2 separate regions of the Homo sapiens genome follow, and region 1 is linked to region 2. A link is a loop called in an ENCODE intact Hi-C map of the cell type or tissue named here. Cell type or tissue: heart left ventricle. All regions are shown on one strand. Links, peaks and the distances in the headings refer to the core of each region. The heading gives the core; the rest is flanking DNA. Region 1 overlaps RTTN (rotatin). Region 2 overlaps RTTN (rotatin).

Region 1 (15,466 bases), core at 3,224-11,223, 49 kb after region 2:
AACAAGACCATGACTGAAAGTCAATTTATTTAAACGCTAAATAAAGTTTTTGAAAAACCAAGAAATGACGTACCTGAAGGATTACATCACTAAGTTGTTCTAGAGATTTCTGATTTTCCTGAGAGTCATCAAGAAGTGAAGCCACTGTTGGACTACAGCATAAATGTGTTTTGCTCTTAGCCTGGAGATGCCCTTTTGCTTCTTCGGTCAAGAGAACAGAAAGGAATTGCAAGCTGGCAGTATACAGGGCAGGACACGTGGCAGACAAGCCTGCACATGTGCAGAACATATCTAAAGGAATAATTTCAGATGTGAATGTTTGAAAATTTCTTCAAAATTCAACAAAAAGGAAATCAAGTTGATTTTAAAGTAACTATACTCTGGATCATCTAGATTACCAACTTGTGTGATTGTGTTGCAACTGTTAAAGGAGCTGGTGCCAACCAGAACTTAAAAGCAAGACTTAGTATGCAGTGTTGGCACAATGTACAAACAAATATTTCATAGCAGTTCAGACAGCACATGAGTGGTCATGAACTGATTCACAAACTTAATACAGAGTGGAAAGAACAGACCAAACTGAAAGGAATTTACACTGAAACAGTCATTATTAATTTCCTGTTGTGAGAACTGATTTTGTTTAATCAAAATTACATGTGTTGTTTTACATTTTATAAACTTGAAAAATTGGATTTATAATTTTGTTTGATTTTATATTTTAGATTTATGCTTGTGTGATAATTATAACCATAAAAATTTTTACTTAGATTTTGGCTTGTACAAATTAAAGTTACATAAGAAAAATAAAGTAGTCAGCAGTAGGGTTTCATGAGAATTATGTTCATTTAAATGATGTCCAAATATTAGTCAAGTTCGAGAAAAGACTCTTATAGATAACACAAGTTACGGAGTGACCACGACATGTTTTAAATGTATATGGGCATATGAGATGGCAATTGATTTAAAAAAATAAAAATAAACAAAAATAAAACCATGGCAAAAAAAATGATAATTGTTATTAATGTTTTCATTAACATTACTATTATGAAAACCATTTATGCAGTAAGTTACTTTTGATTAGTACTATTATTACATAAAACTGTACACATATTTTGAAGGAAGGTTTTGAATTTAATATGTATTTATTTTATCACTAAAGAAATAGTGTTAGATAAATAAGTTTAAGTCAGAGGTCAGCAAACTTTTTCTGTAAAGGTCCAAGTAGTAAGTATTTTATACTCTGCAGGTAACTGGCTTTTTCACAACTATTCACCTCAACTTTTGTAGCATGAAAGCAGCCATATGCAATATGTAAGTGAGTGTGGCTATGTTCCAATAAAACTTTATTTACCAAAACAAGCTGCAGGCCAGATTTATCTAATGTGGGTAGCATCATGCTTTCTATTGATATTATTGGTGATTCAGGTGATAAACTAATTTTCCCCCAATAAATACAAGAAGAAAATCCCAATGTCTTAATCAGTCAATCTCTTTCAATTATTATATTTTAAACAAAATAATGATATCCTACGTGGACACTGTACTCCATGGTAGACTCAGAACTCCTACATCCAGAAAATTAACAATTCTGTTCCTTGTTAAACATGCATTTGCCATAATTCTTACTATCGCTTTGGTTAAAAATTGTATCATGCATTTAAGTTTACTGAATGATCAAATGATAAAATAAATGTTAAAAAAAATCGGTCAGTTGAATTAGCAGGTACTTTGGAAGCTTAAAATAACTCAATTTTGAGTACATTTAAGTAGGTTGTTTAAAAAGGTTACATAAATGTCAGTTATGAATATTTATGTTAAAAAACAGCTTTTTTCTATGCTAAAATTTAGGAGGCTTCATGAAAAATTAAAGATTAGTTATTTTAAAATAATCATGTTTATTTTAGTGGGCAACTATCATGAAAAACATAAAAATAATTATACTATACTCTTGGCATTTCTGTACTATAAGAAAATTCTGATGTGATGAGAAAGTTATTTGTATCCTAACTTTCCATGTTATCATGTATACCAGATTTTATATATGAAGATGTATCCACATACAATGTACATATGTCAGAAAGGATACTGGTTTCTATACCAACACAGTAAAATTTATCTCATTGTTTTATAATCATATCATATGTACCTTTATAAAACCACAGGCTTACAACTGACAAATGGGATCTAAACTAAAGAGCGTCTGCATAGCAAAACAAACTATCATCAGAGTGAACAGGCAACCTACACAATGGGAGAAAATTTTTGTAATCTATCCATCTGACAAAGGTCTAACATCCAGAATCTACAAGGAACTTAAACAAATTTACAAGAAAAAAACAAACAACCGCATCAAAAAGTGGGCGAAGGATACGAACAGACACTTCTCAAAAGATGACATTTATGCGGCCGACAAACATGAAAAAAAACCCATCATCACTGGTCATTAGAGAAATGCAAATCAAAACCACAATGAGATACCATCTCAGGCCAGTTAGAATGGTGATTATTCAAAAGTCAGGAAACAACAGATGCTGGCGAGGATGTGGAGAAAATGGGAACACTTTTACACTGCTGGTGGGAGTATAAGTTAGTTTAACCATTGTGGAAGACAGTGTGGCAATTCCTCAAGCATCTAGAACCAGAAATACCATTTGACCCAACAATCCCATTACTGGGTATATACCTAAAGTTTTATAAATCATCCTACTGTAAAGACAAATGCACACATATGTTTACTGTGGCACTGTTCACAATAGCAAAGACTTGGAACCAACCCAATGCCCATCAATGACACAGTGGATAAAGAAAATGCAGCACATATACACCATGGAACATTATGCAGCCATAAAAAAAGAATGAGTTCATGTCCTTTCAGGTACACGGATGAAGCTGGAAGCCATCATTCTCAGCAAACTAACACAGGAACAGAAAACCAAACACTGTGTGTTCTCATTCACAAGTGAGAGATGAACAATGAGAACACATGGACACAGGGTAGGGAACATCACACACCGTGTCGGGGGATGAGAAGCAAGGGGAGGGAGAGCATTAGGACAAATACCTAATGCATGTGGGGCTTAAAACCTAGATGATCGGTTGATAGGTGCAGCAAACCACCATGGCACATGTATTCCTATGTAAAAAACCTGCACGTTCTGCACATGTATCCCAGAACTTAAAGTAAAATTTAAAAAAACCAACAGTGGCCAATATAATGTTCTCAATAAAACAGAGCTTCAGGGATGACATCTTTAAAAAGCTTAAAAAATAATAAAACCACAGGCTTTCCTAACTCGCTTTTATGTTATCTCAAAATGTGTTTCAATTTTTCAAAAATGCATTTTTGGGGGGCTCAAGAACACTGCAAATTTTTCAAAGCAAGCACCCTGATACCTCTTTTATATGCCATGCTATAATTACTTAACTTTAGTGAATTTACATACCTAAACAGGCAGAATCATTATCTCGTTTTATTAGCAGAAAGCCCCCAAGATTATGCAAGTATCTTCTTACCAATCGCCGCTGTCCAGTGCTTGGCCAGGGCCACGGTAACAAACGGGAGTGTGATGGCACCAGCTTTCCTCAGGAGCATGGCCAGAAGATTAAATAAATGTGTCCATGTGTGATAAAAAGCTGATATTAACTCTTTATCTATAAAATTAATCAAAACACTTCAAGTTATTAACACAAAGAAGGAAAAGAACCTTTCAAGATATAAAACTTACCACAGACGCTTCATTACACTTAAAATGAGGGGTGTGCACTTATCAAATGAAGACAAATCTAATTCAGCATTATCCAAAATTTATTTCAATTAACTTCTTTTCCATTGCTTCTTAAGATATCTCCCCTCCACCCTCCTGCATATAAAGCCACACTCACAAACTCTCCTCTTATTAAAGCATACTCAAGAACAATCAGAAGGTGTGACAAACTAAATATTAAGCCATGACTGCAGAACTACATATTGGCACATTATAAAAATATGTCATTGTTTGTGCTACTTTTGTCAGAGTAAGTTTTCCCCTATTTCCTTTATCCCCTCCAGCAGCTTTGGGCAGGGGTGAAAGGAAAGCACAGTGTGCCAAGGTCAAGGTAGAAAAGAAAGAATTTCTTTGAAGAACCAAGAAAAGTATCATCCCACAAAGAAAAGTATGACGCAAAAGAAGATTCTGCAGCTTTTCCTATGGCTAAGGATGTAGCAATTCTAGGATGAGGACCCATTTTCCCTTCTCTCCACTCAGGTAAATGGAAGCTGGAGAGCAGTCGCTGAGGACTCTCTCTGACCATGCCTTCAGGGGGATCTGTCATCTTTTATCTAATTCCACTATAATGTAAACTTTATAGGACGTTAACCCCGAGGAGATCCATCTAGGTGTACTTCAGCACCTATGAGATACTTGAAAACTGCACCTTCCCCAGGGCAATCCTTGGTGTTTCTCAACCCTTTTGTCATTAGTGGCTCTCTAAAGAGTTTATTTCAGAAAATGTTTCCTCATTGCCATCCCCACAAGATTTTAATTCCACACATATACTGTATATCTCTTTATGTACTATATGTATATCTGTACTTTGTACATAAAAAGGCTAAGTATAGAGCTTACTGTTTTTATTCAATACAGGCTTAAGAAGAGCCGAATAAAACATTTAAGCTGAAAATTAAATTAAAAATTAAAGACCTATTAATACCAAATTTAGCTTTGCACCTATACTTGCTGAATAACTTTTCATGTAATTTATTTACTTATATATATATATCATCACAATGTGTCAATTTACATACATAAATTAGCAATTCATATAAAAACAACAGCAATATAATAAATTCTTATAAAATCATTTAAAACTTATTTTTTTCAGAAAAAAATTTTAAAAACTTCTTTAAAAATATTCTTAGTGAACTTTTAAAACTTTTTGCTAGATATGAGAAAACAATTTTTAATTTAACCAGCTAATAGATATACATTCAGATATTGACATTTTTTCCTTTCAGCGCTTGATATAATTAATGATGGGTTAAACAACTTTTATGTAATTAAATATATACTACTTTCAATTAATTTTCAAAGCTCAAATCATACAGAAAAGCAAGAGGATCAATAAAAAGCATTCACAAGGCAGCCAATAGCAGCCAAGATACACAGACCACCTTTTGCTATATGACCTTGGGATCAAACAATCAACCAAAGGTCCTCCAGCTGCTGTCATCTATTCACCACAGTTTTGTGGCACTAGTCTTGCATACATCTTGTGTATCTTCCATGAACTCAACGTCAATGCTTCTCAAGGAATTCTCAAGAAAAACCAGGAAGAGAAATAGTAATAAGATTGTCTCAGGTAGAGTTGAGCTTTGGAAGCCTACAAACTATTTTAATTTCTAAGATGTTTTTGCCTCACCCTCTTCTCCCCAGAATCAATGTTCACTCCTTAGAGACTGGGGGTGATATCACCTTGTTGAGCTTGTCCAGTCTAACCTAATAAGCTTAGTTAGGGTATCACTGCCACTTGTTGAATTTCTAAGGAATTACTATTCCTTTAACATCGAGATCATTTTAACACTGATGAGATGCTGAGAACTGGCTTTGCTGGGTATCATAACACACTTCATTTTCCAGACCTAAAACCAAGTAAATCCATAGTTCAAATAAAACTGAAAGGCAAAGAGAATTACCAAATGGTCAATTACTTCATTATAAATGATTGTTTTCATTTTCAAAACAATTATATTAGATTTTGACAAAGATCCTACTTTGCTTTAATTTTCTCCACTAAGCATTACATTCAACTTTTCATCATAGAATATTTTCCCCTGGAGATAACATTAGATCACAAAATATATATACATTTCAATAATTTAGGACCTTAGGAAATTTGTGATATATTCTAGATTGGCTTATACTTGTTATTGGGAATGTTTTATTAAGCTTTTGGCCTTAGCCATAGTTTATAAGAATAGTTAATACCCAGAACTCACTGTACTTTCTAACATCACACAGAGAGCTTTGCCCTCATTTAAACTGAAAACTCAAGGGTAGTCCTTTATTATACTACACACTTGTCTTAATTGGTACCATTAAAAGGCATCCAAACTATAAAACACATTATCAAAGCCTTCCAAAATACTAGCAAAAAGAAACTCAAAAAGTAACCTTCAAGTGAATATCTGAAACAGAGTAAGTTTTTTTTCCTCAGTATTATTCACTTACATTCTAAACTAAAACAATTAAGCTTACCTAATACATCTTTGGTACATATGGTGAGAATTCCAATGATATTGGTGATAAGAGGTTTCACAAGCTCATCCTGAATCACAAGGTCAGGCTCCACCAATAAACATGACTGCAGAAGCCTGGACAAAGAGGATAGGTATTCCAGGAGAAAGGAAACCTGTTTGAAAAGGAGACAGGGTCAAATCAAACATGCCATATAAAAAGCCCATCTCAGTGATACAGCATTTTACTTTTGTAACACAATAAAAAATAAAATATTAACCATAATTTTTCAAGATCTGAAATTAACACATAGCAGACAAAGCATTATTTTTCTCATAAGCATGTCATTAACAGCCATATTAATACTGTCAACTATACACCAAACAAAGCAATGTTTTCAAAGTCAAGTTTTGAATTCCATTTAAAGAAGTAAAGTCTTGGCCAGGTGTGGTAGCTAACACACCTGTAATGCCAGTCCTTTGAGAGGCCAAGGTGGGCAGATGGCTTGAGCCCAGGAGTTTGAGACCAGCCTGGGCAATACGGTGAGATCCTGTTTCCACAAAAAATATAAAAATTAGCCGGGCCTGCAGTCCCAGCTACTTGGGAGGCTGAGATGGGAGGACCACTTAAGCCCAGAAGGTAGAGGCTATAGTGAGCTGTGATCACACCACTGAACTCCAGCCTGGGTGACAGAGTAAAACCCTGTTTCAAAAGAAAAAAAAAAGTCCCATATTTTTCAAGTAGTCAAATTATGAAATCAATATTATGGAAGAAGTGGAAAAGTGTATAACAAAGCCATAAAGTCTATAATTTTGTAAAGAAAGAAAGATTACAAAAACACCCTTCAAAGTGCATAAGCAGGGGTGGGGGGAAGCTAGCCTAGTTATTGCTACAAATAAAATGCAAATATGTTCTATTTTTGCCCTCAGCATAAAATTACTATTATTAATTATAAAAGAAAAAATTAAATCATCTTCAATATTACCAACAAAACCATCTCTGGAATTTGCCTGATGCTAATATTGTTAAGTATTAACTGGCAAAAGTACTTTTCAGAAAAATAATCCTCTGAATATGTAACAATTAAAGAATGAGCTGTGATGTCTCATTTGTCCACTACCCTCAAGCAATGAGCCAGTTACATATAAGTGAATTTTATAAAGATATTCTGAAATCAGTCATTCTCTCTCTCTGTACACACACACACATACACACACACACACACACTTTTTTTCCTCTCACCTTATTCTGGGGTTGTAAGAGTGTAATGAAGAGTCGAGAGCCTGTTGTAAATTTGTGGAGTATGTGTCTCTGAGGTCAATGGTCTCAGACTATTTACAAATAGTTCTGCCCTACTTCTCCTGATGAATACGTCCTCCCTTTATCTAATCTGCCAACTTACTTTATATAAAAGTGTAGGTGGCTCCAGGCTTCACAAACTCTTCAGTTTGTGAAATTTAATTTGTTTACTGCCGTGAAGTCTTGAGACTTCATATTACATTCATACTCTACACTACTGAAATTATAGCAAGTCTGACCTCTGGATGTATGAAATATTACCATAAATAGATAAACCATGCCAGGTGAGGCAAGAAGAAGTGTTATAGAGAAAACGCTGAATTGCTAAAGATTCTTTTGTATATGATCACATTCAAGATTAAATAAAATATTCATATCTTAAGAGTAGTTGATAAAGTAACTCTTTTTCTATGTATGGCCCTCTTAAAAAAAAATACCAACCAACTGACCACAGACTTTAATCCATCATACCTTTAGCAGAGTATCACCCCACCAGCAGGGCTCTGGCCACCCCATCTGCCGCAGGCACTCGCAGCCTGCTCCCTCACCTCCCCAGCTTTCTGCTTAAGTGTCACCTTCAGGAGGCCCCTCCCCTTTCTGACACACCCTTTTACCCATCCTCAATTGCTTTTTTCCATACCATTTGTGACTATCTGATACAATGCATTTTATTTACTTGTTCACTGTCTGTCTCCTGCATTTATGGCACAGACTCTACGTGAGGAGAGATGCTCATCTGCTTTGTTCAAGGATATATCACTAGCACCTAGAACAGAATCTGGTAAAGCAGAGGCTCAAGAATTTTCTGAAATGAGTGAATGATCTTATATAAATACCAAGAGCCCAGAAGCATTTAATCTACATAAGGCCAGCTGGTGCAGTGGTTAAGAATGTGGGCCCTGGAACTGACCTGCATAGGTTGGAATCTATGTCAGAGACCTTGGACAAGTCACTCATCTCTCTGGGCCTCAGGCATTTCCTTTATAAAATGACATTAATGATAACTTCATGATTCTTGTGAAGATTACATGAATTAACAAAAACAAATGCCCATAAATGTTTGCTACTGCTATTATTCATTCATCCCACAAGTATCAAGTGAGCACCTGTCATGAGACAAGCCCTATGCCAGACACTCAGAACACAATGGAACATAACAGCCAGCAAGGTCCTGACTTCATGGAGCTGACTGTGCCCCTCTGGCCTCATCTTGCCCTCATAGATTCTGCTCCAGCGACTCCACCCTCCTTGCTGTTTCTTGGATAGGCCAAGCATACCCCAACCTCAGGGGTCTTGCAATGACCATAGGACTAGCTTCTTCACTAACTTTGGGTCCCACGACACTGCCTAATCATCCTAAGTGGAATAGCCCTACCCTTCCAACTCTGACATCACTTCCTGTCCCCTGCTTTAGTTTTTCTTCTGAGATGTCTATCATCTTCAGGCATATATGGATTTTCTAATTATCTATTCTCCCAACTTGAGGGAAGGGTCTTTGTTTTATTCACTTGGAGAAGATTCAGGCACACAGCAAGTACTCAACAAAGATTTGCTGGATGGAGAGCAGAAAAATGGAGGAGACAGTCATTATGCAATAGGCATGCTCAGGTGAAAACACTGCACCAGGACAACAGCTTCAAAGACCATGCGTGTAGCATTCCCAAACTTTGTAATGGGGTCTGTCTTATTCAGCTCAAAGAACACATCTCAAAGCAAGAGATATTGGTCTACTTCACCTTTAATTCATCACCTCCTAAATAAATCTTGTAGCCCTTCTTAAAATTTGATTTTGAAATAAAATTTCTGTTAGCAACAGCTACATGAATAATTGTTAAGCATGTTTTATAAATAGATTCTAGCTATAGGCAAGAATTTAAAACTAAATATCTGTGAAGGAACAAGAATAAATCATTTTTATCAAATTGGGTTTTGAAAATACACATAACTTAGCCACCAAATATTTTAACAACTTTAACTTTGGTGTAAATAACAGAGATAGCCTAAAATCACAGAAGCAGGAAGTGAACTATACCAATGTCCCTCTTTATTATTAAAGTGGTGCTCCAAGATATCCAGACACTTGATCATACATTTAAAGCTGGTTAATGATGGAGTCAAGAATAGAATCTAGGTCTTCAAACCCCACCTCTCTTTTCTAACATCCAGACATGTCCCATATTAAAATTTCAAGTAACGTATTTCGAATAATCTCATCATACCATGTATATTTTGAGAGGTTTTCATCCTTTTCCTATGACTAGTATCTCCTCAGCAAGATTTTTATTTTTGACACCTAACGTAAACAAACCCACAAACAGACTTGAGATGCTTACCTGAGCCTGAGTGTGTTCAGCTGGAGGTGATGAAGGCAGCAGGGCTCTGAGTTCCTGGACACATGTCTGTATGAGGGTAGCATCTGCAATGCTGTGACGATCAGAAAAAGAAAATCCTTCAGAAGATTAGTATACTTTTTATTAAAGATTAAGAAATCAGAATTTGAAGTTTAAAGGTAACTCGAATACAATTCAAGAGAAAGGATCTTTATAAGCAAAGAAAATGTTTATAAAAAGATATCTCAAAGAATTTCAAATTGTATCCTGGGTTACCTTCAAACAGGAAAATATCTTGTCAGAGAAAAGTGAGAAGCAAAGAGCTGTGAAGAAAATATCTAAGGAAACCTAATTAAAAGCAGAATAAAATATAATACAGCCCATGAGTAACAGGAAACTTGGTGGTTATTTTCCTAATAAAATAGCAAAAATACTGGCTAAAATAGCAAGAACACTGTTCATATTTAGAAAGTAAAAAACAAAATAAAGTAAAACAGGCCGGGTGCGGTGGCTCACGCCTGTAATCCCAGCACTTTGGGAGGCCAAGGTGGGTGGATCACCTGGGGTCAGGAGTTCAAGACCAGCCTGGTGAACATGGTGAAACCCCGTCTCTACTAAAGGTACCAAAAATTAGCTGGGTGTAGTGGCAGATGCCTGTAATCCCAGCTACTCAGGAGGTTGAGACAGGAGAATCGCTTGAACCCAGGAGGCGGAGGTTGCAGTGAGCCGAGATCGCGCCACTGCATTCCAGCCTGGGCAATAAGAGTGAAACTCCGTCTCAAAATAAATAAAAATAAAAAAATAAAAATAAAGTAAAACAAGTAGGATTTTTTTAAAGTCAAAAATGAAAAACAGGTACGGAAATATGATAAGCCTTTGCCATAAAAGGTCTTTTAATGCCCCTGTGGCCTCAATGCCACATCAGACTCTTAGCTGACTCGTAAGAAGCAAAGAAGATCCTATCCCTAGAGCTCTATTTTGGTCATCTTCAGGCAGGAGCATCCAGGAAGGAAAGCCAACTGACTAGCAGTTACTTTTCCAATCCGAGTAGGTACAGTAAAAAAATGATCAATAAATATTAAAGCCAGAACAAACTCATACTCCATTGCGTATCATACATGTTAAAGGAATAATTACAATTGAATGAGGTGAAACAAGGAATACTTCTTTTAGAGTTTATATTTTCTAGAGTTTTCTTAATATCCCAGAAAGAAAGAGAAGACACTATGATTTGGCAAGAAGATGCAAGACATTTCAGATGGTGTATGTTCAAAGGTAAAGGGACAGAGAGACAGAGAAATGCAAATAAACATGTGGTCAAAAGGAGGTGGGTATGGTTGGCTAGAATAAACTGAACACCAGAAGAAAAGAGAAGTAATACTTAAGGGGGTATCCTAGATACCATCACTTTTAATTCTCACACTAACCCCATTAAATAGGTGTTAATGACACAGTAGGGAGTAATTTCCCAAGGCTGCAAGCTACTGAGTGAATGAACTATAATTAGACCTTAGGTCAACCTGAATTCAATATCTAGTCCTTTTCTACTATACCTTCCTAGAAATTCAGAAAAATTATGTTACAGACTGATTAATATCAAATAAGTAATAAAAATTCAAATAATTTTTCTTTGAATTTAATTTCCCTAAATTTTATCAGAATACTTTTTGATGAAAAGTTTAATTTCCCTTAACAAAATAACTCCAAATGAATTTAACCAATAATTTTTCAACCCAGGGACATTATTCTGATATGACCACTAAAAAGATGAATTCCCAAAGTCCCTCACATCCATTAAGAACAGGGGATAGCACCATATTCCTTAAGTGTGCTGGAGGATAAATAAGGTTTAGAATCCATGAATTTTAGAAAGCAGGAGTTTTTCTTTGGCCTTAATAGTCAAGATAACAAACTAATACAAGTGCTTTAATAGATGTAAAATAAAAACCACCAAGACAATTCTGGCAAAAGCAAAATCCTAGAGTTCAATGAGCCTAAAAAAGAATAAAGCTGTATTTCCAGGTCACAAGAAATCTTGTATCAAGTCATGAATACAGTTTGTGTAAATTTATCTCAACTAACATGCCTCTCTAGGAGTATTTATCTCTTACCTACAGAGAAGTTCTATGAGATGAGCTTGTCGAAAAGCCTTTGCAGTGTCTCTGGGAGCAATCGTCAAGAGGTTGTCCAAGAGGCTGCACATTGCTGAAAGAAGAGATGGAGTAACAAAAACACACAGTTTGGGCAGGGGAGCAGAAAGAGATGAATCATGAGGTGGCCGTGGTGATGTACTTTCCTGGTGACCTATTATTGAAAATAAACATAAGAATTATTATTTACCTTACAGCTATGTACAATACTCAAAAGTTCTTATAATCATAGGAAAGTTCCTGAAAATGATAATGTATAGTTGGGGAATTGCCTTAGCTTCTTGGCTCATCTTAACCTTGAGGTTAGGGGTCAGGCTACCCCTACTACTCCTGACCTCCACCTTCCACCATGTGTGGATGTAGATGTGTAGATGTGTACACACGGACATTGTCGTATGCAGAAGAGACAGGTCAGAAAGGGCAGAACATGACTTCATGCCCCACGTATTCAGACACTGAGAACAAAAAGATGATTTACAATCCTTTTTCTGAAACTCGAGGGGCCAAAGGTGTGTCCAAATTCAAATAATCTTTAGGTTTTCTTCAGAGTAAAATCTTACTATTTTTATTATTTTTAAATTTTTAATTATGGATATATAATCATTGTACATATTTATGGGGTACACATGATATTTTGATACAGGCATACTATGTGCAATGCTCAAATCAAGGTAACTGGGACATCCATCACCTCAAACATTTACCATTTCTTTGTGTTGGGAACATTCCAACTCCATTCTTTTAGTTATTTTGAACTATACAATAAATTATTGTTAACTATAGTTACCCTGTTGTGCTACTGAACACTAGATCTTATTCCTCCTAACTGTATTTTGTACCCACTAACCATCCCTTCTTTATCTCTGGCTCTCCACTCTTTAGCCTCTGGTAACCCTCATTCTACTCTCTATTTTCATGAGTTCAACTTTTTTTTTTTTTAGTTCCCAAATATGAGTTGCAATATTTGTCTTTCTGTGCCTGGCTTATTTCATTTAACACAATGGCCTCCAGTTCCATCCATGTTGCTGCAAATGACAGGACTTCATTCTTTTCTCTGAGTAATATTTCATTGTGTACATATATGGTTCATTTTCTTTATCCATTCATTTGCTGACGGAACTTAGACTGATTCCCTATCTTGGCTATCACGAATGGCGTTGCAATCAACATGGGAGTGCAGCTATCTCGTCGATATACTTTTTTTTTCTTTTAGATATATACTCAGCAGCTGGATTGCTGGATCAGAGGGTAGGTTCTATTTTTAGTTTTTGAGGAACCTGCATACTGTTCTCCACAGTGGTTCCCAACAACACTGTATGAGAGCTCCCTTTTCTCCAAAATACTTTTAGACTTTAGAACAGTAATAAGGTACCTGCACCCTACATTAGTGAACACCTCCATTAACCTTTGAGCATTCCCTTACTTTCTGGCACAGCAAGATGTTCCAGGTTCATCTTGTTCTTTCCTCGTCCAAGCTCTAAAATTGGATATTTGTTCCAAAGTGTCGATTCCCTAAAGTGGAGAATGGAGTTTGGAAAGCAAGATTTGGGCACTAAATGTATACATTGCTATTTAGAGTGTCATTGTTTCTAAGCTAGAAAACGTGTGTGTATATACGTATGCATGCACATACATACCCCTGGGCACATAAACATATTTTATCTACGAATTAAAAATCATTAATTTGCCTGTAATTCCAGAATTTTGTGAGGCTGGGGTAGGAGGATCACTTTAGGCAAGGAGTTCAAGATCAGCCTGAGCAACATACAGAAACCTATCTCTACAAAAAGATTTAAAAATGAACCAGGCATGGCGGCACATTCCTTTAATCCTGGCTACTCGGGATGAGGTGGGAGGATCGCTTGAGCCCAGGAGGTGGCAACTGCAGTGAACTATGATCACAGCACTGTCCTCCAGCCTGGATGACAGAATGAGACCTCATCTCTTAAAAAACAAAATAATTGATTCATACTGAAAGCTCCAAATATAATCCAACACTCCAAATATAATCCAACATTAAACATCTTCCTTCCCTTCCATATTTGTAATTTCCGTTATGTGAAAGTAAAAATTCTGGCTTTCATTGTCTACAATATATTTACTTATTTGCCTTGCCTTATGAACACAATAAGTAGTTTCAGAATTTCTAACTAATAATACTGCAAAAAATAAAACTAGTAACTAGAGTTCAATGCTTGGTTACAGTTCATTTTGCCAATAGTCTGAGGACTAAAGTCCTAAAAATATGTCTGAGAGTTACTGGGGTTACTTCCTCTCTCACTTCAATGCTATTCATGTGAAATGTAGCTGGATTAATTGGTTTGTATTCCATGTTATTGTTTCCCATTTTTGTTGATTTTATTTTTTTCAGCAAGTAAAACATACATGGTTATAAAAGTCAACCTATACAAGAAGATACATGCAGAGAAGGGTCACTATCCCACCCCTCAATCTCTTCTACACTGTTCCCATCCTCTCTTATTTCCTAACTAACTCCCACCCATTCTCATAATTAATCTCATTCATTTCCAGCTGTTCCTTCCTGTTTTCTTTCTACACAAATAGATACACGTATTTTAAATTTCCCCTTCTTTCATATGCAAAAGTAGAAAACTGTAAATATCATAAACTATAAATACTCTTTATCATTGTGCTTCTTTCTTCACTTGACAATATTTCCTAAAATTTGGTCCATATCTGTTTGAAGATATCCTCCCCTCTTTTTTTTTTTTTTTTTTTCGTTTTTGGAGAAATGGTCTCACTGTTGCCCAGGCTGGAGTCTGGTGCAATCATGGCTCACTGAAGCCTCAAAGCCTGGGCTCAAGTGCTCCTCCCACCTCAGCCTCCTGAGTAGCTGAGACCACAGGTGTGTGCCACCATGCCTGGCTAATTTATTTTATATTTTGTAGAGATACAGTCTCACTATCGTGAAAAGTATCTCCCACCTCAGCCTCCAAAAGTTCTAGGATTATTGGTGTGAGCTGCTGTGCCCAGCCCCCTCTTTCTAATAGCTGTAGTTCTCCATTGTTATTTTAAAAATAAATTTTATTTATAAGTAATTTTGTTATATGTTTATCATTATCTATATATTGTTATATATCTATCAAAAACTATCCTTCTACTTACAGGCATTTGTGTTGTTTCCATGTTTTATAATTACAAACAATGCTTGCTAAATTATCAAGTACATATGTATTTTTATATTGCTGGAGATAAATAAAAGAGAATTCCTAGAAGTGGAATTGTTTAATCAAAGGTAAATACATAGTTTTGTTATCTATTGCCAAATTCCCTTCCAAAATTATACTAATTTGCATTTTCTCTAACAATGTATGAAAGTGCTTATTTTCCACAGCCTCGCCAAAAGAATGTACTGCCAATACTTAATTGTTGGCAATTTAATAAATAAAAAAGTATCTTCGGGTAGTATTAATTTGTATAATATTTTTCCAAAGATAAAGGCTACTTTTAGGTC
Region 2 (15,466 bases), core at 3,784-11,783:
TTAAAGGAAAGAAAAAGATCTGGAAGAGGTTAGTTTGGGTTGCTTTAATATGTGCCTTAGTATTTGCTCCACTTTCAGAAACTGAAACTGGAAATTGTCCAAATGCATTAGGTGTGATTTATGATAAAAAAAAAACAGTATTAACACCAATAAGGGAACTATACTCTAAAAATGCCTCAGCCCTTAATCAAAAGTTTGTGGAATGAATATATATTTACATACATAAAATATATATATTTAGATACATATATATGTATGTAATATATATGTAGATACATATATGTAATATATATTTACATACATAAAATAAAATGTTAAAGGTACATATTTAAAATGTTGCAATTAATTTTATTTTTCAATTAGCCAGTTTTAAATTACTGTCTGTGAAAATGCTGGCAATCTGTTCACATCAACCATTCTATTTCCCAGCCTCATTTCTCCCTGAGGAGAAGGTGGATCCTGACAGCTGATGGCTGCATTTCATAGGCATAAACTCCACAGAAGGCATTTGGCTTTACACTGGAAAGGCATCTGACTTCTTTCTCTGACACTAATATTTTTAGCTCTGAATGCAGCTAGAACTAATCACAAAGTCTAAATGCAGACTGAATAAATTCAATAAGCATCTAATCTTATTTACTTGGGAAGATAATCCTTTTTTTTTTTTTACCCCTAATTACATCAGTTTTCTCTCAAATCAAGAACATTGGTGGACACTGGTGGTTGCTGAACCAAACACCACCTCCCCTTCTCTATTAGCAGTGGCCTGTGCTACTGGATCTGGCAATGTGCCCAAATGAGGGACAACAATTCTTGGCCTCTCTTGAAGCTTTGAGTGACCATGTGCTGTTCTGTCTGAGATGTGAGCTCTAGTTATTGGACCTGTCTTTTGGGAAGGCTCCTTAAAGGGAAACACAGCTGAGGAAGTCCTTTTCCAGCCTTTCTCCTTCCTGATGTCCATGAGGTAACTTCCTAAAGGAAACGTGCAAAGACAGAGAGAGCAGAAAAGCAGGCAGTTGAGTCCCTGAGGACACTGTTAGCTATAGACTGCCCATGTGTGCATTTCCTGGGATGCAAACAACAACAACAAAAAACAATAAAAATAAAAAGAAACTCCTCTCTTAGTGAAGCCATTATTATTTTGGAGTTTCTCCTCAGTGAAATGTGGCTATTCCTAGCAGATACAGAATATAACTTTAAACCAGGTATTATACCCATAAACTGATTCTTTGCAATCTGATCTTTATGAATATGACCAGAAAACAATTAAAAACAGTAAGTTCCCATTTTATAATCTGTTTACTTCCATGGTAAGCCAAAGAAAGAATGTTCCAATAAACTGTTTGAAGAAACAATGATTTCAGAATTTACACAGAACTGCAAGCAATCTGCTACCAGACTACCAAGTATCGCTGCCCAGAAGAACCCAAGTGGGTGCAGATACTCCAAAGGCACAAGCATTGGCAGAGGCCAAAGTGAGGTAAGGATGCCACTGAAAAGTAGAAATGTGTCAAAGAACATTACCTTGGAGTCTGTACTAAAACACTTTTTTTTTTTTTTAGCTTTCACGCAAAATTAGTTAAAAAGAAATTTATTGAATGTTACCATATGGGTATTTTGTAAAACATGGATTTAAAGATTTTTTTCTGAAGCAGATTCCTCCAATGTGGAAGGAGCAAACAAAATGCAAAAACGAACGTTGTTGGAAACATTTAAAGTAGGATCACACTGAGCTCCTTCTGTGTTGCTGCCAAACCTCAGACTCCCGGGGTCTTGGCATAGCCTTTCGTACATCTGAGCCTTGAGGCCCGGCGAAGTCCCACACAGCCCTAGGTGCGGGACTTGAGTTGTATAAGGAAACTTGAGTTGTAAAAGAATTTCCTAAGAGAAATTTTAAGTTAGGAAGAATAAACTCTACGTTCCCCAAAACTAAGTTTCCTAATTGACCAAAGCAATAGCATTTTATCATCCATGCCCCTTAGTCTTTGGATAATGATCAATGGGAAGAAAAAAAAAATAGCTACTCCCAAATTGAAGGATTTTTTTTTTAAGCTAAGATTTTGTTTTGGTTACTAAGGTTATAATTTTTTAATCTTCCATTTACACAAGTCAGATGGAAAAAGAGCAAAATTTTGCCAACTGACACTCAATCAAGACAACATGACAAGCAGAACAAAATGTGCACACCCCAGGTGTATATAATGCCTGTATGCAGTGCTTTGTGAGACTCGGGTTCTCAATGGTGCCTTGCCAAGTGTCTGGGCAATCAGTCATCCCAGGACTGTGGACATGCACTCCACCAAGAACCAACAATCCTTTTGGGATGCTGGAACCTTAGTTGTCACAGCCCAACTCACTTTCCAGCACATCCCCTCCCAGAGGGGAGGAAAGTTTGCAAGGACACAAAAGATTTGAAGTTTTTGCTTAAACAGATGTTTTTGAGAATTTTGTAAGAATAAAAAATCACTGATAACATCTAAGGGATAACTATGTACCAGGCTAAGCACTCAGTCCTCTCACCAACTGCACAAGGTAGGTGTCCTCAACCCCAGTTAGCTTGAGCCTGTCCCAGGTTTCCAACAATTGCAGTGGTGAGGCCAGGGTTAATTCCTGGTCCACAGGACTCAAGAGCCCTCTACTCTTAACCGCTCTATTATGCTCTCTCATTCACTGAGATAACTGCAAGCAGATCTTAATGCAGAAGCGGGGATGCCAGTCATTACTCTTACCCATCACTCTGGCAAATCCGAGGAACATCACGGGTCAAGAAGCAGACCTGGGGCTCTGGCAACCTCAAGAAATGGGGAATACACAAGGTGCAGCCCCAAAGACTGATGATGCAAAATGACACGGATGAAGAGTCCATTTAACACTACAAAGGAAAATTGGTGATCTGGAGTTAAATAGGCAAAATTCTGTTTTGTTTTTTTTTTTTTTTTGCTCCATTATTTATAGAACACCAAAAAAAGAGGTACATTCAGCTATTCATTTCTGTAAGTGTTTTTAGGAAGAGTGGCAAAAGGGTCTAGCCAGGTCTGCTAACACCACTTTCCTACTAGCTTCCTGTTTTCAAAACTAATGGCTGCCTCCTCCCTCAAACTGCTCAAGTCTTAAGCCCAGAAGCCTCAGTATCAATGTCTGCACTTCATGTGTGACGTGGCACTACCTTTTTGTGCTTCCATAGCGCACATACACTAACTCAGCCCACCAAAAATGCTAGGATATGGAGAAATTGGACACCATGAAGTATGAACTAGTCCCCTGCACCTATTTCCTGGATCCTTGCTTAAACTTGGGCAGGTGTGAAAGAAAAAATACTTGGTTCACATTCAAGAGACCCAGATTCAAGTCCTGATTTCATCAGGCAGCAGTTAAGTGATATGAAATAATTTTCGTGTTCTAGGCAGTTTTCTGTAATCATGGGGATTAATCAGTGGTTCTCAAACTGTGGTGAGCAGAACCTGGAGAGCTTGCTAAAAATTCTCCTAGACACAAGTCTGCCTCATTGAGCCCAGGAATCTGCATTTCAGTGCACACACCTGAGGATTCTGATGCTGGTCCGCAAGGGAGAGGCAGGGCAGCTGCTACAGCAGTGGGCCAGTCACCTCAAGGCTCCTGCTGAGACGTCTTCCCCACTGGCTGACGGTGCATAATCCCAGGAGACCCAGTTGCAAGGACTGTCCCCCAGGATCTGGACCACAGCGTGCACCCGAGCTTCACATTCCTGGACACCAAGAGAGGCAAACGCAAGTTCCCCTAAAGCCATGGCCCCTCTCCTTTCTCCAAGGTCTGCAGTCCTCCTGGGCTTTGGCAGGTAACATTTCTGGGTGGTTCTGACTACTAGGCTACAAATCTCCCTCTGGTACTACTGTGAACTGCTAGGGAAAATGATCAGTTACAACAATTCTTCCTGGTTCCAAGAAGATGAGGTAGTGCCTACTCTGATATGTGAATCAGTCAATCAATGAACCATAATATAATTTCCCTGAAGAGAACAAATTTTTGTTGAAAAATGGTGTTTATCTATAAGATTCAAACACAAAAAGAGATATTTCAGTGGGGGTGGTAGAGGGGCAGAATAAATGGTTTATAAAGAAAAGTGGTTTATAAAGAAAAGCAAACTTCTTCGCAGTTATCCTGGGTTCCAACCTCCACTTCACTGATAACCAGCCACAGTCAATGAGCACATTACTTAACCGCTCTGCGCCTCCGCTTATTCACCTGGAACACAAAGACATTAGTAGTATTTTAGAAAAAGATAGATTAAATGATAAAAGTTCCGAGAATAATAGCTGGGACATAGAAGGAGGAGTTATAAAGGAGTTATGAAGGGAGTTAGAAATTCATTTCATTTATTTATCAGTGAGGGCTGATTAGAGAATTCCAGAAAAATGGCAAAAAATATAAGATATCGGGAGAAAAGGGAAAAATAATTCCCAAGATTCCTGCTCTCAGAATTGACGAGTTTTCCGCTACACATTAACTTGGGCAGCTCAGAAACTTCTGAGCTTCCTAGATTTATTTTTCAGATCTCGAATCAATTAATTCTCAGACATTACAAACTTAACTGTTACTATTTCTGTATTTAACATAAATTTTGTCATACTTCCAGCTTAAATAACATCATTGCTTATTTTATTGCTGTTAGCAATTTAACAGCACTTAAAATGATATTTTTCTTTCAGTTTTTCTGAAAACATTATCCTAAATGAATATATATGTATACATGTATATGACATATATGTATATACAAACATATATATATTAATACTTCACCTTTTATTTCTCTTACACACAATTTTCTCACTTTCAAAAGTGTTGGGAAAGTTGCTGAAAGTGATTAGTACTTGATTTTGGTTTAAGTGCGGAATTCAAAACTACAGGTTAAGTAAGATTATGTAATAGAGTATAGAGCTTGTTCCTCCTGCATTTTTTTTTTTTTTTTTTTTTTTTGAGACAGAGTCTTGCTTTGTCACCCACGCTGGAATGCAGTGGCATGATCTCAGCTCACTGCAACCTCCCTGCCTCCCAGGTTGAAGAGATTCTCGTGCCTCAGCCACTGGAGTAGCTGAGATTATAGACGCTCAAGACCAGGAATGGCTAATTTTTGTATTTTTAGGAGAGATGGGATTTCACCAAGTTGCCCAAGCTGGTCTCAAACTCCTGGCCTCAAGTGATCCACCTACCTCGGTCTCCCAAAGAGCTGAAAGTATAAGCATGAGCCACCAAGCCCGGCCATCTTCTGCATTTTTCAGTCTTACTCTATTCTTCATGATGTTTTGGGCTGAGCTAAATTTGAACCCAGGCTTATACAGCCCCAACTCTATTTCTTTCTTCTTTATTACACAGCCTTGCAGAAGACAACGGTGAAGATTATACATGTAATGATTTAAGAGTCATCTAGGAAGAAGATAACATCACTAAAACTTGCCTAAGAAAGCTACTTACAAATCATGTACATTTACTTCCACACAGCCCTTTACAAATAATGCACACTTACTTCTACATAGCCCTTTTCCAGTGTGGATGCTCTGGATAACAGAAAGTTTTGAAAATAAGGATTTGCACTGACAGAGCCAAATTTTACATCAGTTAAAATTTAAAAAAAGAGAGAAACAACCAGGACACAGTGTCTTATTTCAACTCCTAAAATTAATATTCATGAGACTGATAAAAGTCTGTAAGCAGCAATTATTAGTCAATTTTTAGTTTCTAAAAATATTGTTTTATTAAATAACTGTTAAATAGGATTTTTACAAAATAAATGGCATAGAAAAGGGTAAAAATGTTTATGTTCCCAGAACTTTCTATGCCTTTTCAACAGAAAGGAAAAGGCACAGAAAGTTGTCAGCTGCTATTACTTCTGGAGAGCTGCCACAACTGGACGGTGTTGGAGTATCACCAGTTCTCTCTCTCATGGGAAAGAAGGGGATCAACACTTTGTAGAGAGGTAGCACGTCTTCAGGTAACAGCTGCTACACACAGCTGGCTTCAACTTTAGCTCCCCTGTTGATGACTGTCAGCTTCAAGGTGTAGCATCCCATGGCACTCAGGAAGAATTAAGGAGCTGCACGAGGTTTTCAAGACATTTCAAATAATAGGCATTTAGAGGGTTTGCTTCTGAGTTTGGGAAAGCTGAGATAGAAAAATAAGAGTACAGAAATACTAGTTTATGAAACTTGGTACTATACTTAGGAGGCACACACATAAACAAATACATATGAACAGGATTTATATATAATTTAAAGCTCTAAGTTCTTGATGTAATAGCATTCCAGAATATTTTGCATTTTTTAAAAAATAAACAAGTTACAAAATCAATATTTTTTTAAATTAACAGCTTACCCAGAGTATTTTTTAAAAAGTACCCCCCATAATGGATACCATTAACTATAATTCCAAATGAATGCCATTAATCTTTTTTTATGTACCATCCTTCCTAAAGCATAATCTTTAACTTCACTAGCTCCAGAAATTCATGGTCGCAGCTAAAACAAACTAAAACCTCCCCTGCTTAAAAAAAAAAATCAGACTATAAAAACACAAATAACCAACAGATATATTACAGTACAGGAAAGACACAATTCAGTGTTTTAGCATAAAAAATGTTCAGAGAATAACGCTCACTGAAATTTGGTGTCACTAAAAATGAATAATGTGCTTTGAAAAGAAAACCGTCTCTAGTATTGTGACCACATCACAGGGAAACGTGGATATAAGGGTAACAGGATCAATTCTTGGAAGACTGTCCTCCAGCTCCCTGATGTTAGATCCAGGTTTTCTGCTCACAGTTAATTCTAATTGGGCCAGTTCTTATCACTAAGAACATACTTCAGCACAGTGGTCACTGTTGGCAAAGAAAATTTAGTACAAAAATAAGACGAAGATCACAGATGCATTTTTAGAAGCAATCACATCTTAAACCTTCATCTATCTATTTTATTATTTTAAAAAATGATATAATTAAAGCACATACTGAATATTGGCACATTTTACAATGCCATTTTGCTGTGGCCTGTCCAAATATCTCATTAATCAGAAAATCCACTTAATAGCTTCTGAGTTTAACTATAATCTCTTTCTTATTGCAACTTACTTTTCTTTGCTAAGGAGTATGCTTCATCCACTCTTCTTTTTACTGATGGGCTTTTCAAAGCTGTTTTTGCCTAGAACAATCCATTAATTAGGTTTCTTGCCATGTGTTATGGATCATGATAGCAAAACACTAATTCTGCCCATTGCTAACTACAGTATTAAACAGAATATTATGAAATATAATAATATAACTAGAGAGTTCCATCTTAGCATAATACATCCTATTGAGCCAATCCCCTTGCACATTCTGAAGTCTTGCCCATATCCTCTTATCTAACTTGATTCTTTCTCTATTCCCATTTTCTTTCTTCCCTTCTCTTTTACTCCTTCTCCCCTAATCTCAATTTGCTATTTTAAACTAGTCATCCTTGGTTTCAGTTTTTCATACTCCCTCAAACCTCAGATTTCTGATCACATATACCAAATATTAGCAGTTGGTCAACAAATATTTACAGAGTGACTACAAAGTGCCAAATCCTGTGCTAAGCTCTGGGGATACCCAGGTGAGAAAGAAAACAACACCCTCTTGTCCTTGTGTACGTGACTCTGGCCAGCAGGGAGAAAACTAGCCCCGGCAGAGACAGTCAGCTGAGAGAACACCATTCTAGGATGGCTGTCTATCCTAACACTGTCACTTGGCTACTACTTAATCACTAGATACTTATGGGTATTTCTCTTGGGAACAACATGTCTGCAATAAAGTGGAAGTCCAAAGGCCAGAGAAAGAGTAGAACACAAATCTCCACGTTGCCTGCCCTTTTCTCAGAGCAGGCTTTGGGCTGCAGTCGTACAAGAACTGAGCTAGATAAAGGGGAATTGTACAATTGGATAAAACTTTTGTTACTCAGTTTTACTTTAAGATGTGTTTTCCCTTGATACGTCTTTTAGAAGAAACAATCTATACTAAAATTGCAATAATAAAGTAAATCAATTTAAATTAAGAGGAAAAAGTCAGTTCAGAGATTCTCTTCTAAACTGAGACATTCTGTTGAAATGATTAAATAAAAAGATTTCAACTGATGGTTTACTAATTGTATGAATCAGCAAAGGGAACATGGATCTTTGATTTTGTCTTTTTTCTTTTGCTGTAACTCTTGACACCTTTGGATGTATCCTAAGAGTTTATACCTGGGTTATACCTTGTTGTTTGCTCCCCAGGTGTAACAATGATTTTTAAAACTGACCTTCTGATAATTGTAAATCAGAGCCCAAAGGGCAGCTGCTCCAATCCTCTGAGCATTTTGATTCTCACTTTCCAGACAGGCAGCAAGCACAGTAATGACTTTTTCTAAAAATGAACATATATTTTTTAAAAGTTCAGTCCCAGACACTGCATTGTATTCTTATCTTGGACTAGTCAGACACCCCCCTCTTTTCCCATTAGAATGCATACATAAAGTTGGTATCACTAGACTATGGCAAAACCAATCTTTTATGCCATGTGGTATATGGGAGGACAACCTCAAAACATTGTTTTCATGTCAGGCATAGAAGGGTCAAAGACACTGAAGCTGCTTCATTTTTTGGCCAGAATTCAAGAAAAGGCACATTCATTTAAAGACCACAAGTGTGTAAAAATAAGTATACAATTAGGTACATTAATGAGTTACTCAATTACAGCTAACATTCTGGCAGGCAGAAAAACAGATCTGCTTTCATGATAAATTATAAAGACTATCATACAAACACATCAGTAGCATGAGCTACTATACAAAAACGATCATCAAATATCACACTGCTTGATGTTTTTTAAAAATGACTAGGGTGGCTGGCAAGATGGCTCAATAGGAAGCTCCGGTCTGCAGCTTCCAGTGAGATCAATGCAGAAGGCGGGTGATTTCTGCATTTCCAACTGAGGTACCCAGCTCATCTCACTGGAGCTGGTTAGACAACGGGTGCAGCCCATGGAGGGCGAGCCAAAGCAGGGTGGGGTGTCGCCTCACCCAGGAATCACAAGGGGTGGGGGAGCTCCCTCCCTTAGCCAAGGGAAGCTCTGAGAAACTGTGCCCTGAGGAACGGTGCATTCCGGCCCAGATACTACGCTTTTCCCATGGTCTTTGCAACCCACAGACCAGGAGATTCCCTTGGGTGCCTACACCACCAGGGCCCAGGGTTTCAAGCACAAAGCTGGGCAGCCATTTGGGCAGTCACCGAGCCAGCTGCAGGAGATTTTTCATACCTCAGTAGTGCCTGGAATGCCAGTGAGACAGAGTTGTTCAGTCCCCTGGAAAGGGGGCTGAAGCCAGGGTGCCAAGTGGCCTAGCTCAACAGATCCCATACCCATGGAGCCCAGCAAACTAAGATCCACTGGCTTAAAATTCTCACTGCCTGCACAGCAGTCTGAAGTCGACCTGGGATGCTCGAGCTTGGTGGGGAGAGGGGTGTCCACCATTAATGAGGCTTAAGTAGCCTGTTTCCCTTCACAGTGCAAACGAAGGCACTGGGAAGTTCAAACTGGGCAGAGCCCACCACAGCTCAGCAAAGACGTTGTACCCAAACTGCCTCTCTAGATTCCTCCTCTCTGGGCAGGCCATCTCTGAAAGAAAGGCAGCAGGCCCAGTCAGGGGCTTATAGATAAAACTCCCATCTCCCTGGGACAGAGCACCTGGGGGAAAGGGCGGCTGTGGGTGCAGCTTCAGCAGACTTAAATGTTCCTGCCTGCTGTCTCTGAAGAGAGCAGTGGACCTCCCAGCACAGTGCTCGAGCTCTGCTAACGGACAGACTGCCTCCTCAAGTGGGTCCCTGACGCTCGTGCCTCCTGACTGGGAGACACCTCCCAACAGGTGTTGACAGACACATCATACAGGAGAGCTCTAGCTGGCATCTGGGGGGTGCCCTCTGGGATGAAGCTTCCAGAGGAAGGAGCAGGCAGCAATCTTTGCTCTTCTGTAGCCTCTGCTGGTGATACCCAGGCAAACAGGGGCAGGAGTGGACCTCCAGCCAACTCCCAAAGACCTGCAGCAGAGAGGCCCGTTAGGAAGAAAACTAACAAACAGAAAGGAATAGCATCAACATCAACCAAAAGGACATCCACACAAAAACCCCATCCAATGGTCACCAACATCAAAAACCAAAGGTAGATAAATCCACGAAAATGAGGAAAACCCAGTGCAAAAAGGATGAAAATTCCCAAAACCAGAATAACTCTTCTCTTCCAAAGGATCACAACTCCTCACCAGCAAGGGAACAAAATTGGATGGAGAATGAGTTTGACGAAGTGACAGAAGCAGGCTTCAGAAGGTGGGTAATAACAAACTCCTCCAAGCTAAAGAAGCATGTTCTAACCCAATGCAAGGAAGCTAAGAACCTTGATAAAAGGTTACAGGAAATGCTAACTAGAATAACCAGTTTAAAGAAGAACATAAATGACCTGATGGGAGCTGAAAAACATAGCATGAGAACTTCGTGAAGCATACACAAGTATCAATAGCGAAATCGATCAAGCAGAAGAAAGGATGTCAGAGATTGAAGATCAACTTAACGAAATAAAGCGTGAAGACAAGATTAGAGAAAAAAAAAAAAGAAAAGGAATGAACAAAGCATCCAAGAAATATGGGACTGTGTGAAAAGAAGCAACCTATGTTTGACTGGTGTACCTGAGAGTGATGGGGAAAAATGGAACCAAGTTGGAAAATACTCTTCAGGATATTAAATGCAAGAGAACTTCCCCAACCTAGCAAGACAGGCCAACATTCAAATTCAGGAAATACAGAGAACACCACAAAGATACTCCTCGAGAAGAGCAACCCCAAGACACATAATCATCAGATTCACCAAGGTTGAAATGAAGGAAAAAATGTTAAGGGCAGCCAGAGAGAAAGGTCGGGTTACCCACCAAGGGAAGCCCATCAGGCTAACAGCAGATCTCTCTGCAGAAATCCTATAAGCCAAAAGAGACTGGGGGCCAATATTCAACATTCTTAAAGAATTTATCTTTTCTTTTTTTGTTGGGGAGGGGGATGCAGTCTTGCTCTGTCTCCCAGGTTTGGAGTGCAGTGGTGAGATCTCGGCTCACTGCAACCTCCGCCTACCAGGTTTAAGCAATTCTTCTGTCTCGGCCTCCTGAGTAGCTGGGACGACAGGTGGGCACCACCACACCTGGCTAATTTTTTTGTATTTTTATTAGAGACGGGGTTTTACCATATGGGCCAGGCTGGTCTCAGACTCTGGATCTCATGGTCCGCCCACCTTGGCCTCCCAAAAGGCTGGGATTACAGGTGAGAGCCACTGCGTATGGCCCAAGAAAATAATTTTCAACCCAGAAATTCATATCCAGCCATACTAAGCTTCATAAGTGAAAAATAAATAAAATCCTTTACAGAAAAGCAAATGCTGAGAGATTTTGTCACCAGCAGCCCTACCTTACAAGAGCTCCTGAAGGAAGCACTAAATATGGAAAGGAAAAACCTGTACCAGCCACTGCAAAAACATATCAAATTGTAAAGAACATTGACACTATGAAGAAACTGCATCAACTAATGGGCAAAACAACCAGCTAGCATCATAATGACAGGATCAAATTCACATGTAACAATATTAACCTTAAATGTAAACGGGCTAAATGCCACAATTAAAAGACACAGACTGGCAAATTGGATGAAGCGTCAAGACCCATCGGTGTGCTGTATTCAGGAGACCCATCTCGTGCAAAGACACACATAGGCTCAAAATAAAGGGATGGAGGAAGATTTACTAAGCAAATGGCAAGCAGGGGAGAAAAAAAAAGCAGAGGTGGCAATCTTAGCCTCTGATAAAAAAGACTTTAAACCAACAAAGATCAAAAAAGAAAAAGAAGGGCATTACATAATGATAAAGGGATCAATGCAACAAATAGAACTAACTATCCTAAATATATATGCACCCAATACAGGAGCACCCAGATTCATAAAGCAAGTTCTTAGAGACCTACAAAGAGACTTAGACTCGCACACAATAATCATGGGAGACTTCAACACCCCACTGTCAATATTAGACACATCAACAAGACAGAAAATTAACAAGGATATTCAGGACTTGAACTCAACTCTGAGCCAAGTGGACCTAACAGACATCTACAGAACACTCCACCCCAAATCAACAGAGTATACATTCTTCTCAGCACCACATCGCACTTATTCTAAAACTGACCACATACTTGGAAGTAAAACACTCCTCAGCAAATGCCAAAGACCTGAAATCATAACAAACAGTCTCTCACAGCACAATGCAATCAAATTAGAACTCAGGATTAAGAAACTCACTCAAAACCACACAACTACATGGAAACTGAACAACTTGCTCCTGAATGACTACTGAGTAAATAACACAATTAAGGCAGAAATAAATTAGTTCTTTGAAACCAAAGAGAGCAAAGACACAATATACCAGAATCTCTGGGACACAGCTAAAGCAGTGTTTAGAGGGAAATTTATAGCACAAAATGCTCACAGGTGAAAGGGGGAAAGATCTAAAATCAACACCCTAACATCACAATTAAAAGAACTAGAGAAGCAACAGCAAACAAATTCAAAAGCTTACAGAAGACAAGAAATAACTAAGATCAGAGCAGAACTGAAGGAGAGAGAGACACGAAAAACCCTTCAAAAAATCAATGAATCCCGGAGCTGGTTTTTGGAAAAGATTAACAAAATAGATAGACCACTAGCCTGACTAATAAAGAAGAAAAGAGAGAAGAATCAAATAGACACAATAAAAAATGATAAAGGGGAGATCAGCACTGATCCCACAGAAATCCAAACTACCATCAGAGAATATTATAAACACCTCTATGCAAATAAACTAGAAAATCTAGAAGAAATGGATGAATTCCTGGACACATACACCCTCCCAAGACTAAACTAGGAAGAAGTCGAATCCCTGAATAGATCAATAACAAGTTCTGAAATTGAGGCAGTAATTAATAGCCTACCAACCAAAAAAAGCCCGGGACCAGATGAATTCACAGCCGAATTCTACCAGGCATACAAAGTGGAGCTGGTACCATTCCTTCTGAAACTATTCCAATCAATAGAAAAAGAGGGAATCCTCTCTAACTCATTTTATGAGGCCAGCATCATCCTGATACAAAAACCTGGCAGAGACACACACAAAAAAAGGAAATTTCAGGCCAATATCCCCGATGAACATCGATGCAAAAATCCTCAATAAAATACTGGCAAACTGAATCCAGCAGCACGTCAAAAAGCTTATTCACCAAGATCAAGTCCGTTTCATCCCTGGGATGCAAGGCTGGTTCAACATACACAAATCAATAAAAGTAATCTATCACATAAACAGAGCCAACGACAAAAACCACATGATTATCTCAACAGATGCAGAAAGGCCTTCAAAAAAATTCAACACCCTTTCATGCTAAAAACTCTCAATAAACTAGGTATTGATGCAACATATCTCAAAATAATAAGAGCTATTTATGACAAACCCACAGCCAATATCACACTGAATGGGCAAAAGCTGGAAACATTCCCTTTGAAAACTGGCACAAGACAAGGATGCCATTTCTTACCACTCCTGTTCAACACAGTATTGGAACTTCTGGCCAGGGCAATCAGGCAAGATAAATAAATAAGGGTACTAAAATAGGAAAAGGTTCAAGGCAGGGTCTGTGAGTGTAGCATCTGCTCACTGGTACTGGTTAGAGGGCAGTGTCTGCTCACTGGTATTGGTTAGAGGGCAGCGTCTGCTCACTGGTGTTAGATAGAGGGTAGCGTCTGCTCCTGGTATTGGTTAGAAGGCAGCGTCTGCTCACTGGTATTGGTTACAGGGCAGCGTCTGCTCACTGGTATTGGTTAGAGGGCAGCGTCTGCTCACTGGTATTGGTTACAGGGCAGCGTCTGCTCACTGGTATTGGTTACAGGGCAGCGTCTGCTCACTGGTATTGGTTACAGGGCAGCATCTGCTCACTGGTATTGGTTACAGGGCAGCGTCTGCTCACTGGTGTTAGACAGAGGGCAGCGTCTGCTCACTGGTATTGGTTAGAGGGCAGGGTCTGCTCACTGGTATTGGTTAGAGGGCAGCATCTGCTCACTGGTATTAGTTACAGCACAGTGTCTGTTCACTGGTACTGGTTAGAGGGCAGCATCTGCTCACTGGTATTAGTTACAGGGCAGCGTCTGCTCACTGGTACTGGTTAGAAGGCAGTGTCTGCTCACTGGTATTGGTTAGAGGGCAGCGTCTGCTCACTGGTGTTAGATAGAGGGCAGCGTCTGCTCCTGGTATTGGTTAGAGGGCAGCGTCTGCTCACTGGTATTGGTTACAGGGCAGCATCTGCTCACTGGTATTGGTTACAGGGCAGTGTCTGCTCACTGGTATTGGTTACAGGGCAGCGTCTGCTCACTGGTGTTAGATAGAGGGCAGCGTCTGCTCACTGGTATTGGTTAGAGGGCAGCGTCTGCTCACTGGTATTGGTTAGAGGGCAGCATCTGCTCACTGGTATTAGTTACAGCACAGTGTCTGCTCACTGGTACTGGTTAGAGGGCAGCGTCTGCTCACTGGTATTAGTTACAGGGCAGCGTCTGCTCACTGGTACTGGTTAGAAGGCAGTGTCTGCTCACTGGTATTAGTTACAGGGCAACGTCTGCTCACTGGTATTAGTTAGATGGCAGTGTCTACTCACTGGTATTAGACCAACCACAATGCTAGTGTATTTTAGGAGCTCAATAAATATTCGTTGTGTGAAAGATTCCAGAATAGAATAAACAAAAATTTTGTCTACATAATTCAATTTTTTTATTTTAAGGGATTTTAAATATTTAACAAAAACAAAACAAAAAAAGCTGCTCCCTAAAGTGAACTGGAAATGTGCATCAGGACAATGTGAAAGGCAGGTGCAGTGATGTTTCGGGCACGCTGCAGCCGACTCCCTGAACACCTCATCTGCACTATCTGATGCCCTTTGGTTGTCGTGTATCATAACCTACCCAGAACCAAGCCATGTACATAGCTTGCAGATGCAATTTATCACGTGAGGTTATGGCTGCAAGTGCTACTCATTAGGGCACATCAAATGTCCCCTTATTAAATGGGAGGGTGACTTCCTTATGTTCCATCTGAGTAGCATCAAGTGATGTTTTTAAATGTTGTCTCAAACACTCAGAATATATAACTCCTCTGATCTAAGTAAGTTTATAACTCCTTCAACCAGCTATCCCTTAAAGCATTTTTAATAAAGTACTGTGTGTGTATGTATATATACATATGTGTGTGTGTGTGTGTGTCTGTGTGTGTGTGTGTGTGTGTGAATTAATGTGGTGGGCCCCTCTGATAATGCAAGTGGATCGACTTTTTTAACAAAACAAATGTTATTGTGAAACATGCATATAACAAAGCAATAAAACAATTTTGAGTTCAACAAGTAGGTCTGAACTCTCAT

The links. Hi-C counts contacts between places; a loop is a spot of excess contacts. Peaks named below come from ENCODE experiments on the same cell type or tissue, not always from the same donor. Only the 100,000 strongest peaks of a DNase experiment are listed, where the experiment ranks them.
Region 1: it touches region 2 in a loop (2.6-fold over the local background); 8 of 110 quality-filtered maps call a loop at or near these places.

Annotation. Positions count from the first base shown.
Region 1 is chr18:70,047,898-70,063,363 of GRCh38, forward strand. RTTN (rotatin) reads right to left here. Exons shown (of 49, transcript NM_173630.4): 36 at 11,953-12,145; 37 at 9,845-9,935; 38 at 6,234-6,387; 39 at 3,514-3,651; 40 at 74-291. Among named protein-coding and RNA genes, the nearest start is that of CD226, 110 kb to the left of the region's middle. RefSeq lists an enhancer at 1-856. In heart left ventricle, for the core only: no CTCF peak of the experiment used is centred there; no DNase peak of the experiment used is centred there.
Region 2 is chr18:69,998,102-70,013,567 of GRCh38, forward strand. It overlaps RTTN (rotatin), which reads right to left. Exons shown (of 49, transcript NM_173630.4): 47 at 8,280-8,383; 48 at 7,097-7,166; 49 at 4,930-6,135. The coding sequence ends at 6,050. Among named protein-coding and RNA genes, the nearest start is that of CD226, 58 kb to the left of the region's middle. In heart left ventricle, for the core only: no CTCF peak of the experiment used is centred there; no DNase peak of the experiment used is centred there; H3K4me3 peaks cover 367 bases; H3K27ac peaks cover 2,516 bases.